Linked DNA regions of Mus musculus: region 1 is linked to region 2. Evidence: chromatin loops called from intact Hi-C (ENCODE). Cell type or tissue: heart. All regions are shown on one strand.

The links. Peaks named below come from ENCODE experiments on the same cell type or tissue, not always from the same donor. Only the 100,000 strongest peaks of a DNase experiment are listed, where the experiment ranks them.
Region 1: a loop joins it to region 2, with 2.1 times the contacts of the local background. A loop is called at or near these places in 6 of 42 quality-filtered maps.

What each region holds. Positions count from the first base shown.
Region 1 is chr11:74,992,955-74,995,454 of GRCm38, reverse strand. The region is part of intron 10 of Smg6 (Smg-6 homolog, nonsense mediated mRNA decay factor (C. elegans)); the gene reads right to left. Among named protein-coding and RNA genes, the nearest start is that of Srr, 68 kb to the right of the region's middle. In heart, a CTCF peak has its summit at 1,128; no DNase peak of the experiment used is centred here.
Region 2 is chr11:75,050,629-75,053,128 of GRCm38, reverse strand. The region is part of intron 12 of Smg6 (Smg-6 homolog, nonsense mediated mRNA decay factor (C. elegans)); the gene reads right to left. Among named protein-coding and RNA genes, the nearest start is that of Gm51907, 80 kb to the left of the region's middle. In heart, a CTCF peak has its summit at 1,344; DNase peaks (open chromatin) are centred at 748 and 1,258; H3K27ac peaks cover 2,392 bases.

The DNA of each region.
Region 1 (2,500 bases), 58 kb after region 2:
GACCTGAATTGAGTGCCAACACTGAAGAACAAGTTAAGTAAATAAATTGAGGAAAAACAATGGAAAAGGTGGCTGCAAACCTTGCTTCCAAAATTTCCCTAAACAGTATTTCTCCTTTAGTGTAAGTCTTTGGCAGAGAAAAAGATGCCAAATTGAGAATTAAATGGCAACTTAAACTAAATGCAGACTTAGCATAATCTTGTCTGCCAATGGGATATTGCACTCTTCATGATACCAACCAGCTATGGGCACTAAGACACACTGTTATCTTCAGGTAAACAAAGAGCATCTCCTTAATAGAGATGCTAAGAGTAAGCTTAATTTTATTGGCATGACTGAACTTCCTCATTTAACTTTTCACTACAGTTTCTCTTTCCTCAGCCTAAAGCAGTAGATTCATTCTGAAAACAAGAGAGACACTGGAACTCAGAACTGGAAAAAAAGGTGAGTCCCTGACCCCTCTACTTCTGTCACTCTTCTTTTCCAGAAACTTCAGCAACAGCCATATTCAGGTTGCCAAGGGAAAGGAGTCTGGCTAAACAGCCTGCCTCCCCAAGTCTAGCCCTTATGAAAGGTGGATTTCCTTTGTACAACTGTTCTGTCAAGCAGAGGGTCTGCCACGTCATACATTCTGCTTGAGTAAAAGACTTAAAAGTAACTTGGACGAGAGAACAAATTGTTCTTCCCAAAAGTCTTAGAACTTCTCAACCATAGTCACCTCCCATATATTATTAATGGCATGAAGAAGCTCATGCCTATAGGTTAAACTGTTAGTGCCAGGTAGACAGCTGTAGTTCTCAATTCCCCCAAGACACCTAGGTGTCACTTCCTCTATTTCCTGCAATTCGGGAATATTAATAACATAAAGTATGTATATGCTAGGTATAGTGGTCCATACCTGTCATCCTAGTACTCAGGAGGTGGTGTAGGAGTATTTCTTGAAACAAGCCTGGGCTACAGAATGAGATGCAGTCTCAAAAAACAGAAACCAAACCAAACCAAAAGCAAACATGAAGGATCATGAAATGAAAGCCAGTCTGACTCTGCCCAATTCTAACTCCTAGATGTTCCCTTAGAGCAAGCAACATGAACACACACACACTCACAAAGTGTCTCTTGGGTGCCCTCTTGCTGCTACTAGGGCTCTTCCGCAGGACTGAAATGGAGTCATACTCTATGAACAAATAGAGAAGGGAAAAGAAAAGGCCAGGGCACAGAAAAGGGAAGTTATTCCAATGGTGGCCAATGAGTAATATCCAGTGATTTATAGGAAATATAATCCAATAATATAGTAAAATAAAACAGTGTGCCTGAGATGGTTTTGATTTCAAAAATTATAAATCATATTTTTAAAAAGAGTGGGGGCACCGAGTGGAAGTCCAGATTGGAATAAATTGGGCACAGATGGGGGATGCAAAGAGGTTTCCATGATGCCCTACCACAAATGTTGCTTCAGTTACTTGTCCTCGAGAAACTAGTTTTATTTCCTTAAGTTACATTTTTTTTTTAAATTAAAGTTCTTGAAGTACTTGTGGTTAAATTCAACAATTTACCTTTTAGCTTCTTACCAGCTACCCAAATGGCTACTGAAGTATTAAATACTGAGATACAGGAAGAAGGCCTTTTCTCCTTTTAGGCTCTGAATGCTACAGACATTGTGACATCACTCGAGGAACCAGCCATTTAGCTACCAACTTTGAAGATTAGCCAAGCAAGGCACACAGCTTTCCTAGAGCCATGGCCTTCAACTTCTTGCATTCAACATACATGCATTCAATAAATACCTGTGTCTAATGAATACCAGCCTAAGGACCCCCAAATATCCCATCCTGACCTCAAATGTAGCTGTCTCCAATCATCTCGTAGAGAGTGCTAGGATTCCAAGCTGACTCTAATACCACAGGGGTAGGATCTTGCATAGGGCTCATGATCAAGGAAGTTAGTATCTCCAAAACCTAATGCAGGGGAGGACACCATTCTCTCTACCACAGTTTTGCCCCCCTACTTTGTCTCCTACCATATCCAAAGCTTGTAAATATTTCAAGTCTACAATAAAAGCTTATTTAAAAAGTAAATACCATAAAATGTTAGCAAGCACATTATGTATACCCTGGCCTACTGTAGTAGAAGGTAGTTCTTGAAAAGGGAACACAAAACACAAGAATGACCTATGATAGTACTGCAGGACTGGGGGCCATCAGCAAAGAACACACTTTTTAAGGAAGCTCTGTTGCTCTCCAAATCATAATTCTGACCCCACATCTATGGAAATGGCTCTGACAAGGACAAAGGATCTAACATCTTTCTGGGCTACAAGATCACCTCTGCTTCAGGCTGGAATGCTCTTCTCCAGAGAATCCAGGAACTGACATATGTAAACACCCACCCAGAAGGACATATCCAAGAGGGAATGGAAAGAAAAATGATGGTCCAGATGTTCTGTAACTTGCAATGACTGCCAAATCACCGTGGACCCAAAGCACCTGGGAGGCCAGGCTGT
Region 2 (2,500 bases):
CTTGTACATTAGACACAGGATGACTAACCATCCTGGGACTGTCCAAGTTTTAGCACTAAAATTTTCACATCTCTTAAGTCCCCTAGTCCAACACAGACCAGGATGCTTGGTCAGCCAGTCCCACATCATCGGGTTCTGGATAAACCTGAGAAGAAAACTAAAACTACAAAATCTCTCTCTCTACTTAAAACTCCAAGGTAGAATTATAGAAAGAAGGTTCATTTAGTTCATACCATCACCTATTGTGGCTCAGACTGTTTGGTGGGTGCTAAACATCACCTAAACTTTGCCTGCCTAAGTGAACCTCAATTGTAATTGTATCCAATGGTTGCCAAGTTTACAGACTTGATTTTCTCCTCCAGAAAAGCTTCTAACCCAGGAGATGGAATAGCATCTACCCTCTAGATGCTAAGATGTTAGAAATACTATAAAAAACAAATAGAAAACAAAACAACAAGAAAACTCCACAGGAAAGACTGAGTACGAAGAAACTCTATGCCAATAAGTTCTAAGGGTCCCCTGAAATCTCCCAGGGGTACTGTCCATGAGCCTACAGGGTAGGCTGAGACCTATGCCATTAAACCCCCAACTCCCATTCCAAGATGACAGGAAAGAGGGCATTCCAGGAATTGCCACTGAGAGCCATGGGGACTCCCTCCCTCACCAGCTCCAGGTGGAAGGAGGCTGAGGTGGTTTATTTACTGAGATCACTACACTAGGAAAAGGCAATGAAATGAAACATCTTGTTTTCAAGAGCGTCCTGGGAACCAGGCGGAACATGGTCCCATTAATCATACAACGGCACATAATCAACACACGTGTACTGCAGAACCAAGTCACTTCCCAGGCTTTGCCTAGCAAGAAGAACACGTTTGGGAAGAATCACCAGGGGGATGCAGGTTTTCTAAAGCCCTCTGCATGGACACCAACAACCAGACTCATTCACAAAGCTCCATCTTTTGGCTCAGCTGAGTTTGGCTGTCAGAAATGTTTAAATATGGAAAAAAATAAACAGTTGCAACACGTTTTTCTGTGCAGAAATCTGCCTGGGCTCCTCTGTGATGTAATGGGAAACGCGGCACTCAGGCTACCAGCTGTAGAATAAACAGAACTTTGAGGGTTAAAAGGAACTGAACTTTCCACGACCCCATCTGCAGAGAAGAAAATAATAAGAGGAATGATGCACTGCCCCACAGCTCTGATAGTTTATCCTCCGGTCCGGCTGCAGAGACAAGCACCGGATGTGATAGGGCTGCTCAGGGCTGCCTCTGAGGTTAGTGCTGCCCATGGGAGACACACAGGGAGGCTCTTCCAGTTCCCTGCTTCCTCCCCCAGTGCCCTGCTGGCCACTTGAGCCCACTGCCTGAGTCTGATCCCACAGCGTGGTGAGCTTTGGCCAACAGGCACTGCTTGGCTGCAGAGCAGCAATTTGGAAAATAAACAGGAAAAACGCCAGTAAGAAGGAAGAAGGTGAAAAGTCTCCCATCTGAATTCTTGGCTTGGAGGTCATGGTTGGTGCTAAACAGGTCAAGGCTGCTTGAGGACATAGTTAGGGATGAGGGTGTAGGCAGTAGTATCCCCAGCCAGAGAGAGGCGGCAGAAAATCACCCACAGTTTCCTCAGTGGGAGGCCCCACATCCCTCTCATCCTCCCACCCTTACCATCTTGGATCCAAGAAGAAGAAATATGTGGTACCATGTGGTTCTCATTACCATGCTCTCCTGTCCCCTAAGGCTCAGATAAAGCAAACTGACTCCTCCCAGAGACTGCTGCTCATCACTAGGGACTCCTGCCCACCTCTATCTTTTGCCCATTACTACTCACCTTGTGCCAAAACCTTATGACACACTGCAGTGATAAGGTAGATGAGAGTTCTTACCCTGTTGATTTTGTAAGACAGCAGCTGGGGCCAAAAGACATGGGAAGTGCCCTGAGTTCCCAAGTCAGAAATATAAATAAAAGCAGTCCAAGGGTCAAGCTAGACTGATCAGAATCAAGGAGATATAAAAAATGCTTCAATGAAAAGTCACTCCAATCAGGTCAGCCTGATCTTGTTGGTACCCATGGGCCAACCTGTGACAAAGGTATGGGAAATAAGAATCAAGAAACTAACGACGACGACGATGATGACGAGGAGGAGGAGGAGGAGGAGGAGGAGGAGGAGGAGGAGGAGGAGGAGGAGGAGGAGGAGGAGGAGAAAGAGATGTTCTCCAAAAACCCAGGTGAGAGGCCTGAACTGAAAAGCTAATATCTGCGAGAGGATGATGTAAGGGTTGAGAGGTCAATTCCATGCGTGAACAGTTTCCTGTTTAAGCAGAAGGGGGACGTCTTGAATTTTTTCCCCATGTTTCTTTCTTATCCTAATAAGAAGCGCCATTTAACCTTCACCTCATAGCAGCCCTTGAAGCCTTAGGAGTCCAGGTTGATGGAAGGGCACAAAGTAAAATCCTTGTGGCTATGAAGAGCTTGAAGATACTTGAGAACATGTGGGGTTCAGTCA